Linked DNA regions of Homo sapiens: region 1 is linked to region 2. Evidence: chromatin contacts called from ENCODE Hi-C or POLR2A ChIA-PET data. All regions are on one chromosome and are shown on one strand. The core of a region is the stretch at or near the end of the contact, and the rest is flanking DNA. Distances in the headings are between cores, read along the strand shown. Region 1 overlaps MAPK14 (mitogen-activated protein kinase 14). Region 2 overlaps PXT1 (peroxisomal testis enriched protein 1).

Evidence for each region. A loop is a pair of places that touch in the nucleus more often than their neighbours do. ChIA-PET counts read pairs that join two places held with the same protein, here RNA polymerase II (POLR2A). Pooled maps may share reads with other maps.
Region 1: a loop to region 2 is called in a pooled map, with 2.2 times the contacts of the local background. The contact joins two enhancer-like sites. A Hi-C loop is called at or near these places in 6 of 50 pooled maps. POLR2A ChIA-PET finds 5 or more read pairs at or near these places in 2 of 52 experiments (CD4-positive, alpha-beta T cell and T-cell).

What each region holds. Positions count from the first base shown.
Region 1 is chr6:36,111,147-36,117,532 of GRCh38, forward strand. It overlaps MAPK14 (mitogen-activated protein kinase 14), which reads left to right. Exons shown (of 12, transcript NM_139012.3): 12 at 1-90. Among named protein-coding and RNA genes, the nearest start is that of MAPK13, 16 kb to the right of the region's middle. RefSeq lists an enhancer at 4,092-4,171. Within about 2 kb of position 4,110, at least 6 of the 41 ENCODE cell types and tissues checked have a DNase peak (open chromatin) inside an H3K27ac peak, as active enhancers do.
Region 2 is chr6:36,420,424-36,426,210 of GRCh38, forward strand. PXT1 (peroxisomal testis enriched protein 1) reads right to left here. Exons shown (of 5, transcript NM_152990.4): 3 at 5,491-5,668. The coding sequence starts at 5,659. Among named protein-coding and RNA genes, the nearest start is that of PXT1, 20 kb to the right of the region's middle. Within about 2 kb of position 2,933, at least 30 of the 41 ENCODE cell types and tissues checked have a DNase peak (open chromatin) inside an H3K27ac peak, as active enhancers do.

The DNA of each region.
Region 1 (6,386 bases), core at 2,860-5,359, 310 kb before region 2:
AAAAAAGAAGTAGTAGATTTTGTAGCATGTGATGTAAGTAATGTAAAACTTAAATTCCAGTATCCATAAATAAAGTTTTATGAGAACAGAGCCGCACTCATCTGTTTATGTATTGTCTGTGGCTGCTTTTGTGCTACAGTGACAGAGGCAAATAGTTGCAGCAGAGACTATAGGACCTCCAAAATGTCAACCATTTACCATCTGGCCCTTTAGAGAAGTCTGCTGACCCTTGGCCCAGGGCTACAGTTTTCTCATCTATAAAGTGAAGTTCAGGTTTTTTTCATCTTTGACATTTGAGACTATCTATAAGCCATATATTTTTATTATAAAACTGCCAGAGAGAAGGTTTGGTTTGTATATATAGGTGTACATTGTTTGTAAGCTTTTAGGCGAATGTATTTTATGACTCTGTTTTGTCTTAGCTGGCTACGGTCCTTGAAAATATTCTTCAGAATGACTGAATTGCATCACGGGATGAAAGAGCCACGGGGTCTCACAGCTGAGTTCTCAGGGACTTTGCTGATGTGCTTCCTTTCTTGGTGTCCTTGGAATGACACCCAGCAGGTGTCCCAGGGTGGATTGTGGGGCTCAGCCTGTGAGGATATTGAGAGCTGGGTTTTTGTCCAGGCCCTGGCTGGCAGCTGGGAATGAAGGCAGTGATCGAAGGCAGACCAAGCATAGTCTCCTTTCCATCCCCAGTGACTTCGTAAGGAGGTGAGAGAAAAGGGCCCCGGTTGTTACATGGGGTCCTTTAGCTCCTGTTAAGAATCAGACAGTTGGCCGGGCGTGGTGGCTCACGCCTGTAATCTCAGCACTTTGGGAGGCTGAGGCGGGCAGATCACGAGGTCAGGAGATCGAGACCATCCTGGCTAACACGGTGAAACCCCGTCTCTACTAAAAATACAAAAAATTAGCTGGGCGTGGTGGTGCATGCCTGTAATCCCAGCTATTCAGGAGGCTGAGGCGGGAGAATGGTATGAACCAGGGAGGCGGAACTTGCAGTGAGCCAAGATCATGCCACTGCACTCCAGCCTGGGTGACAGAGTGAGACTCCGTCTCAAAAAAAAAAAAAGAATCAGACCGTTGTAGGGAGTATTTTGCCTTCACATACCAGACATGAGACATGAGAACAGCCTTCCTCCTAGGCTTCTGAGAAGAGGGCCTGCTTAGCCCAAAGAGAGCTGACACCACAAAAAGCTCCCCTGAAGTGAATCCACTTAAAACGGGGACCAAAATTTCATATGTGGTGGACACTGGGGGATAGGGGAAACCTGAATGGAACTTTAATCATGAAAATGGAACAAAATGACAAAAGCATGTTCATAATTTTAAAGATATATTAATTCTGACAAGGAAATTAAGTTGTTTTTGAAGTGAAACTGATTTTGTATCTTACAATAATTTTCTCATTTGATTTTTGCAACGTGATCATAGAAGGAAGTTTTGCAAAAATATTTGAGGGCTTCATCAGTTTTCAGAAGGCCTCTTGATATTTTGATATTCACATTCTTTTTTATAAGTATCTATCGGTGATCACCTCCTCAACTTTCCTTTTATTGTTAACTGGTCTGAGTCTGTCACCCACACTTTTCAGAGCTTTTGCTTAAGGTTTGAGCAGTTTTCTAGCATTATTTATCAACTTCATCAAATCCACCACCATTTGCAAGATTTGTGATTATTGCAATTAAGTTGCATTCTATTTGTGTCATTTGTCATATGCTTACAGTATAACCATAGAGACTAACAGAAGACCAGAATACAGTGGGCAGGATAAATACATTGGCTTCAGGTACTTAAGAAGCAAAGAGGGACTAACTTTTTATAAATAGCTCATTAGTGAATGTTTTCACATTGGGATGACTTTCACTTCTCTATATAATTTGGTAGCTGCAAGGACTTGGTTAATGAATATGCAAATAATAAAGACCCCCTTTTATTTATAATGCAGATATGTTTTAATAATGTACATGCCCTTTGAACTTAGCATTTACACTTCTCAGAAGTCTTCAGCCTGAGCAACATAGCTGGGGACTCTTGACTCTACATTAGCCAGGTGTGGTGGTGCATGCCTTGTAGTCCCAGCTGCTTGGGAGGCTGAGGTGGGAGGATCTCTTGAGCCCAGGAGTTCAAGGCTGCAGTGAGTCATGGTTGTGCCACTGCATTCCAGCCTGGGTGACATAGTGAGACCCTGTCTCATAAAAAAAAAAAAAAAAAAAAAAAAAGGTCTTAAGTGCACAAAGTAGAATGTTTTTCAGTGTCACATTCTTTGTACAGCAAAATACTGGAAGTAACCCACATATCTATGAATAAGGACTTGATTGAATAAGATGGTCATCTGTGCAGTGGAATACCATCCAGCTAGGCATGGATAGATGTGCAACATACATTGTGAAGGAGAAAAAGTCAGTGGCAAACTGTAGTATCCTAGCCCCCTTTTTTGTTGATAGGTAATGCCTGGCTAGGAAATGAATATACATTGAACTGTTAGCAACCATCTCTAGGCAGTGGGATTGTGCCCTTTAATTTTTATGCTATTTCTGTAATGTGTACCTTTTTTTACACTGAGAGTTTTGTTTTGTGATCAGAAGAAACCTTTTCTTTCTTTGTTTTGTTTTTTAATGAGAAAGGTGTTTAAAAGTCTATGTGACCTGGGGAACCATTCTCAAATTTCAGTTTTGCCAGGGCTAGAGCCCAGCCTTTCAAGGCAGGAGAACAGTTGCTGGAAAGAAATTGCACCCAGCTGTTAGGCCTCTGGCAAGCAAAGCCGCACCAGTACTTTGTAGCGGCATTCTCCACCCAGCTGGGAGGGTTTGGTTGTTTCTTCTTCAGTAGAAGGGTGTATTTTAAGGATCTTAAGCAGGATTTTTCAATTTTGGCACTATTGGCATCTCAGACCAGATAATTATTTGTTGTGGAAGCTGTCCTGTGCAGTGTAGGGTGTTAGGCAGCATCCCTGGCCTCTACCCACTAATGCCAGTAGCACTCATGCTCCCTTCCCCCAGTTGGGATAGCCAGAGATGTCTCCAGATGTTGTTGCCAAATGGCTTCTGGGGAACAAAATCATCCCTGGTTGAAAACCATGAATCTAACACTTCATCCCTCCTAATCTTGCAGAACACCAAAGCCTCTTTTCTTGAAAAAAGAGTTAACACCCACTGGCCTGTTGTAACTTAAAGAAGTAGTTTGGTGGCCGGGCACGGTGGCTCATGCCTGTAATCCCAGCACTTTGGGAGGCCGAGGTGGGCGGATCACCTGAGGTCAGGAGTTCAAAACCAGCCTGGCCAACATGGCAAAACCCTGTCTCTACTAAAAATACAAAAAATTAGCCGGGCTTGGTGGTGGGCACCTGTAATCCCAGCTACTTGGGAGGCTGAGGCAGGAGAATCGCTTGAACCTGGGAGGCGGAGGTTGCAGTGAGCCAAGATGACACCGCAGCACTCCAGCCTGGGCAACAAGAGTGGAACTCTGTTTAAAAAAAAAAAAAAAAAGTAGCTTGGCATCTTGGAGGAAAAGTACAAATTGGAAAGGCCTTTTTAGACTCAAATACATATTTTTAGGGGAAATATGTTTGGTACTGAATAAAGGTCATTTCATTTCTTAAAAAAAAACAGTAGGTTGAGTAAATTAAGTTATCCTTTGTTCAGAAGTTCTTTGCCATTATCCACAGGCAGAAAATCTGGTAATTAAACTGGGGGTATGACTACAAGATTTTCTTAGACCAGTAAGGAAATAACAAATCTCAATGTGCCTGGTGTGTTGTCGACACTCAAGATACTGGTTAGTCTGCATCTCACGAGTTGACAGGGGGCATCGAGGCTGTCTTGTTAGGGGGAGTTTGCAGCCTTCTGCATCTGGGAACAGTGTGTGTCTCTAAAGCCAACTGGGGAGAGAGCTTCTGAGGACAAATGGTCCTGAGGCAGTTTCTGGAAAACCCATTATTGAAGCCATAGGCTGTGGTCTAAGTACGCATAGCCAGTGGGATAATGTTATATTGCAGAGTTATTTGAGTAGTTCAATTTAAGGAAGGTGCTTTGTTTAGAAGTTATTATAAGTTAAATAAGGAAGTAACCTTCAGTTTGCAACTAAAAATAGAAACTGCCACCACCATTTGAGTGTCAGTTGCAGCAGAAAAGAAGAAGGTGTAAAACCACAGACCCAGCCTAGATTCTTAACAAAAACCAGTGGTTCTAAACTCTTGTCAGATCTATTACCCTTTGCATAACTAATATTTTATAATACCTCTTTTATAATGCTGAGGTGAAATTCATAGATAATTCACACAATTTCAAAGAAAATATAATGATCCAATATAAATGACAAAGGAAAAATACGAATACATTTCCATATATAAGTGCTGGCTGGGCATGGTGGCTCGCACCTGTAATCCCGGCACTTTGGGAGGCTGAGGCGGGCAGAACACTTGAGGTCAGGAGTTTAGGATGAGCCTGGCCAACATGGAGAAACCCGTCTCTACAGAAAATTTTTAAAACGTTAACTGGGGCGGGGCGCAGTGGCTTACACCTGTAATCACAGCACTTTGGGAGGCTGAGGCAAGTGGATCACTCGCCATCCTGGCCAACATGGTGAAACCCCATCTCTACTAAAAATACGAAATTAGTACAAGATAGAAAAATTAGTCAGCTGTGGTGGCACCCACCTGGGTCCCAGCTACTCAGGAGGCTGAGGCGGGAAAATTGCTTGAACCTGGGAGGTGGATCTTGCAGTAAGCTGAGATCATGCCACTGCACTCCAGCCTGGGCAACAGAGGGAGACTCCGTCTCAAAAAAAAAAAAAAAAATGAAAAAATAAAAAGTTATCTGGGCATGGTGGCACACACCTGTAGTCCCAGCTACTGAGGAGGCTGAGGCAGGAAGATTGCTTAAGCCATGGAGGTTGAGGCTGCAGTGAGCCATGATCATTCCACTGCACTCCAGCCTGGGTGACAGAGTGAGACCCTGTCTAAAAAAAAATAAAAAGTAAATTCTCAGGCATAGCTACATAAAAGAAATAATGAAGTAGTTAGATGCTTGTACCTATACATAGAATCACCTTGAATATGACAGCTCCAAATGCGTACTGATACAGTTGTGTTGTCTTGACAACTCAGATACCATGGCTGACTGCTGTCAGTCATGATTTTTCTGAAAGTGGTAAGCAACTCTTGGTAAAAATTTCAAACAAACAATTAGAATCTTTTTTTTTTTTTGGACAGGGTCTCAGTCTGTTGCCCAGCCTGGAGAACTTTTTTATTTACTCAGTTGTGATCCTGGGAAATGTAAGTATATTAATATGCAGAAAAGTATTTGTTTGATATGTAAAACCAAGTTACAGTCTAGGCTCAGATAATCATAAATAGTTTTTTCCACCTTCATGAATGTCCAGCAGGATGTTTGTAATGTGAAGCAATTCTTGTTAAGAATCCCACTCTGCACAGTGGCCCGTGCATGCTCATATCAGTAATACTCCTGATCAGTATGATAACCAAAAATGGCCCCAGAGATTTCAGTGCACCCGCTGAGAACTGCTGACAGATCAAATGACTCTGGGACACCTGGAGTCCTAAGAAGTGAAACCTCCACAATGCAGGACAGACCTGGCTCCCTATGGTCTTCCTTCCTTCCTTCACCTCCTTCCCCCTACTTTCCTTACCTCCCTACTAAAAAGTAGTTCTTTTAATGAACTGCTACTGTATGTTAGGCAATTTACATTCTTGCATATTCTATACAAGTAATGTCTCTTTCTCAGTCACGTTACAACTGAGGCTAGATTCAACAGACTATCCTGATATCAACGTTGAAAGACTCCTGGTTCCAAAGAGTTTTATAGCATTGGTGTTAGACAATCCTCTTTTGGTTTTTTTAAAGAAAATTTAAAAAAATTAATTCAGCATAATTTCCATAAGGACTCCCTGGCTGCTGCTGGCCAAATTGGGGAGGAGTCCCTGGCAGCCACAGCCAGGCACTGGTGCCTTATCTTGTTCAGCACACACTGGGTCTCTCTCCCTAGTTCCAGGCCCCTTGCCCTCGCTTCTCTACTCATCTGGGATAGAAATGCACCTCCAGGCCTCTGAAGAGAAACTACCTTTTCCCTCTTTCAGCCAAAAGGGCTCAAGCCAGCACTCGCTTTGTATGTCCTAGAAGATGAGCATGCTTCCCTCTGGCTCTCTATAGCAGTGCTCTAATGGGACAAAGTCACTGTGTGCTCTTGCTTTCTCTCCTGGTCTTTGTGCGTGATAGTCCCTCTCTCTAGAACCCTCTTCCTCCTCCTCATTCCTCTGAGCTAATGTATTCGTTCTTCTGTTCAGCCTTGACATCACTCCCTCAGTAAATTTCTGACCATTCCCAAGCCTGGATTAGCTGTGTCTTCTGCATGCACCCTGTAATCTG
Region 2 (5,787 bases), core at 1,683-4,182:
TCATGTGCTTAATATGATACTTTTCATCCAAAAATAGGAACAAAAGTCCATATTCACAATTGTCCATGCTTGTATAAAGAAATTCTGGAAAGATACCTGAGAATCTAAGAACAATAGTTGCCTAAGATAGGGAACTGGGGGAGTGAGAACTGAGCAGATGGGGGACAAGAATGAAAGAGAGAGTCTTCACTGTATGCCTTTTCATATTCTTTATTTTTCTAGCCAAGAAAATATATTTTTTAAGCAAACATATAGCACTTACAACGTGCTATAAAATTAAAATTGGTAAGTCACTTATTATTAATTCATAAATACTTATTCAAAATTTAAATTTAAAAGTATCTCAGGGCCAGGCGTGGTGACTCACACTTGTAATCCCAGCACTTTGGGAGTCCAAGGTGGGCGGATCACCTGAGGTCAGGAGTTTGAGAATAGCCTGGCCAACATGGTGAAACCCCATCCCTACTAAAAATACAAAAAAATTAGCCGGGCATGGTGGTGTGCGCCTGTAATCCCAGCTACTGGGAAGGCTGAGGCAAGAGGATCGCTTGAACCCGGGAGGCGGAGGTTGCAGCGAGCCAAGATTGTGCCACTGCACTCCAGCTTGGGCGACAGATAGAGACTCCGTCTCAAAAAAAAAAAAAAAAGTATCTCGGAAGTGTCATAATTGTATTGTGGTTATGCAGAAAAATATCCTTGTTCTTAGGATAAAGCAAATGGGGCAAAATTAAAAAACAACAACAACAACGACAAAAAAAAACCAAGGCCAGGTGTGGCTGACGCCTGTAACCCCAACACTTTGGAAGGACAAGGCAGGATCATTGAGCCCAGGAGTTAAGATGAGCCTGGGTAACAAAGTGAGATGCTGTCTCTACAAAAAACAAAAAATTAGCTGGGCCTGATGATGCATACCTATGGTCCCAGCTACTTGGGAGGCTGAGGCAGGAAGACCACTTGAGCCCAGGAGTTCGAGGCTGCCATGAGCTATGATCGCGCCACTGCACTTCAGCCTGAGCAACTGAGTAAGACCCTGTCTCAAAAAAAGCAAAGCAAAACAAAACTGATTAATCTGTGGGAAGGGTTTACGAATAACCACAGAGTTAATTTTGCCACTTTTCTGTAGATTTAAAATTTTCCAAGACAAATATTAGGGGAGAAAAAGTATCTCAGGAAAGTTTTTAAAACTTAAATAGAACTTTTTAATTTCTACAAACTTTTAAAAATATTTTAGAGAGTGTGTTTTGCTACATTGCCCAGGCTGATCTCAAACTCCTGGGCTCAAGCAATCCTCCCATCTCAGCCTCTGGAATAGCTGGGATTACAGAGGCAAGCCGCTGCACTAGCTTAGTTTCTACAAACTTTTTAGACTGGTTTTCAAAGCCCTTGGAATGTATTTCAACTGATTGGTCCAACCTCCTTACTCTTCTTTTAGAACCCTATGCTCTAACTAAATTGTATCTTTATCTGACCAAATCTTACCTCAATGATTTTTGAAAATTACTTTCTCTAAGATGCCTTTTTTGAGTCTTCCAAAATCATGTGATCTCTCACTACTTTGTCTACAGCACTTTTAGTTCTATTGAGATATATCATATCCTACGATTTGTTACAGTCATTGTATATTTTTCTTATACAAAACAACAGAGATAATGCATATTAGACTGTATATTAATATGTATTGTATATTAAATGTATATTGATATGTATATTAGATATGTATACTTACCTATTGAATAACACTGTCTTTAACAATCATTGTAGGTTACAACCAGGCACTCCCTAAGAACTTGGAATTAAGAGAACAAATGTCTCCTGAGAACTAAGGGGCAAGATTAATGTATGTATAGTGGAAATGGGTGAGATGGGCAGTAATTGGAAGGGGAGAGGCTCCCAGTTCTCCCTTGCACAAGCTGCTCCCTCTGTCTGCAACCTCCATCCCCCTTAACCCCTTCAGGTCTCATGTCAGGGGTTGCATCTTGAGGGAAGCCTTCTCTGATCTCCCTGCTAGGTCAAATCCCCCATTATGACATCTAGACCTCTCCTTAGCACTTATCACATTATATTTAACATTGATATGTGCAATTAACTACTGTCTGCTTCCTTTACCAGACCATACGCTCCATGACTGAAGGAACTGGTACTGTTTTTATTTATCACTGTCATCTCAGTACCTAGCACAGTGCCTGGAATATAGTAGGTTCTAGAATTTCTGGAATGAATGAACGAATTAAAAAAGAAAATGTATATCTAGAGGAGGAAGGGTTGGTGAGCCATCGAGGCAAAAAATTAAAAAAAGCAAAAGCAAAGCTTCCAAGCACTCTTAAAGAGAAAAATAAGCTAAACTGTACTCTCTATTGAATTCTACAATTATATTTCCCATTTATACTACTTACACACACATGCACACGCATTTATTTATTTAGCCCTTTCCCATCAGTAATTATTACACTTCTGCCCCTTGTCAAATCACTCCATTCCCGCACAGCAATGGTGGGCAGGGCCTCCTTTTGCTTTTACTCATCTTTGTTTCCCCAGGAGTTTCTAATTTCCCTTAAATGATGTGTATCAGGATGGTTGCTCTGGACTTCCCACGACCCTCAACTCTTCTAAGAAAATGTGGCTTTGAATTCCCCATACAAAAATTATGTATTTTCCCCCGAAGAGTTATGTTTGTATGTGTAGAGCGCCCCCAAAGAGATAAATCTTGGCTTCAGCGAGTCACATTCCTGCCTTGTGGTTTCCATTTTCAGTCTGTCTGTGTCACAGCCCCGGACAGAAGCCACTGAGGGGAGAGGTGGACCTCCTCAATCTCCTGCTTCCTCAGTAAGAGTTTTCCTCTGGACAGTACTTAGGCATTTTCTCAGGCTCCCCGCCAGAGAGCGCCGCCAGGTCCTCGGAACCACCTCGCGCACTTTAGCTGGGCGCGCGACCCGCGCAACCAGTGAGAACCCCGCTCCCGCCCTAGGCTTTCTGTGGTGGAAAAAGCGCGCGCGCGGACGAGCAGGTTAGGCGATAGAGGTCACGTGGGCCAGCTGTGGCCAATGGGGAGCGCACATGGCGACGCGGCCGGCGGCGGCGCGCGCGTAGCTCGCCTCGGGCTCCTGGCGGGAGCGGGAGTTAGGGAGGCCGGGTTCCCGAATTACACACACCAGCGTTATTTATTCTATCAGTCTTTGGTTACTCTATCTGGCGTTCTCGACGCCGTAATAACAAGTTCGTGCCCCCTCACACCGCCCCCTCATTCCGCACATCCCTCATTTCTTCAGTGGTATCATAAAGATGAAGGGGAGAAACGCGCTGCTGCCTGAACAGAAAGGCAACCCAGGTGTCCTGGGCCAGAAGTGGGAGGACATGGGAGACAGCACTTTATTGGAAGATCCCTGGTTTCTAATTGTTTGGCAGGCGTTGAAAGCACATTGGTGGCCCACCAGACTACCAGTCACTAATGAGATTTGACATATAACTCGCGTATGGTAAAACGGGAGTTCTAGGCATGAAAACAAGCATGTACGTTAGCTAGTGGGTTGTTAACTCTAAATCAAGGGCAGCAGCGTTAGTAACTTCACCTGCCTCTTCTTTTGAAGTGAAACTGTAATTAGGAAAGCATTTGAGGCAAAAGTAGCAACGCCCACAGAACGCCTCGGAAGACAGCGATCAGCTTCACAAGGAATCTGAGGATCAGGAGGTAGAGTGTGAAAACATACTGGAAAGAGTTTACAATAAAACATAAAATCTTAGAATAGTGGCGACGATTGCACAACGTTGTGAGTATACTAAAACCCTCTGTCCGTACACTTTAAAAGGGTGAACTTTATGTTAAGTGAATTACGTCTCTTAAAAAAAATTACAAGTTCCTAGAAGGTGTTCATAGGTGACACAATCTCAGACTTTGGGGAATAATTGTTGTTGACAACGGAATTAACAAATGAAGATTCAGGCGGAGCGCGGTGGCTCACGCCTGTAATCCCAGCACTTTGGGAGACCGAGGCGGGCAGATCACGAGGTCAGGAGATCAAGACCATCCTGGCTAACACGGTGAAACCCCGTCTCTACTAAAAATACAAAAATGAGCCGGGCGTGGTGGCGGGCGCCTGTAGTCCCAGCTACTCGGGAGGCTGAGGCAGGAGAATGGCGTGAACCTGGGAGGCGGAGCTACAGTGAGCCGAGATCGCGCCACTGCACTCCAGCCTGGGTGACAGTGCGAGACTCCGTCTCAAAAAAACAAAAACAAATACAAAAACAGATGAAGATTCAAAATTTCAGTCAATTCAGTGCTTTCTAAAAAATGGATACCAGGCCGGTCGCGGTGGCTCACACCTGTAATCCCAGTACTTTGGGAGGCCGAGGCGGGCGGATGACTTGAGGTCAGGAGTCCAGCCTGGCCAACACGGTGAAACCCCCGGCTCTACTAAAAATACAAAAATTAGCCGGGCATGCAGTGAACCGAGACTGTACCACTGCACTCCAACCTGGGCGACAAAGTGAGACTCTATCTCAAAAAAAAAATCTGGTGTGGTGGCAAGCAACTATCAGGATGCTTGAAATTTCCCTTTCTCAAGTGGCATGTAATTCTTTTAAAATTAGATATTAGGTTGAAGTTAATGTTCATAATCCCTCTCAGGTATCTAGCATATTTTTTATCTAAAAGCCTAAAACCTCATAAATTTACCTAACACTGTCCTTTAATGCTCTTCAAAACATAAAACTTTAATTTTCCAGCATTCTGGGGCATTTAGGAATCACACATTTTTGCAAAGCAAAATTCCAAATGTATCTTTCCTTCATGTTCTCTCCTCTAGTGGCAAAATCGAGAAGAAATCTAATCTGAATGTTCCCTACCTTAACAATACTGACACTGTCAGGTCCAATTTAAAGACTAATTTTTATTAAAAGATAAATTTGATCTATTTTAGCCCATTTGGGATTACCTTAATTGGTCGTCACAGCAATGATTCAGGGCTAATGGAAACTAAAGAGATTTAGTACCATGAAGCAAAGTCACTTTTAGATTTTTGCCACCTAAGAACTGGGATGAATAGATTTTCTTATAGTTCATATTTAAATAATATATTTAATGTGGGTTGGGCACGGTGGCTCACGCCTGTAAATCTAGCACTTTGGGAGGCCTATGAGGGGGGATCAGTTGAGGTCAGGGGTTCGAGACCAGCCTGGCCAACATGGTGAAACCCCCTCTCTACTAAAAATATTTAAAAAATTAGCCCAGCGTGGTGGTGGGCGCCTGCAATCCCAGCTACTCGGGAGGCTGAGGCAGGAGAATCGCTTAAACCCAGGAGCCAGAAGTTGCAGAGAGCTGAGATGGCACCACTGCACTTCAGCCTGGGTGACAGAGCGAGACTCTGTCTCAAAAAACAAAAACAAAAAATATATATATATATATATATATATTTAATGTCCAATTTTATGGTCTTAATAGCAAGAAAAACACATGCTAAGTAAACTATTTATCTTAGTTTAATCCAAATATCTTACCTGGGTTCCTTGACATGGCTGGAACTGGCTGGGAGCTGACAAGTTGGGTCATGTATGCCTTCTGAAAACTGTATTTTAACCACAGTGATTTGCAACAATGTGTTACTTTGGGAGATGGATTGAGAACTTCTTTAGTTTCATAAACAATGCCATCATGTTTTTTCTTCATGTTTTTTCCCTGTTGAAAAACATATTTTCAGAGGCTTTCCCCCATTTCTCAGTAAATATTTGGTATTTTAGATAAATATTAATGTTTTAACAATATCAGCAGCATTTATTCCACATATAAGAGAGTTA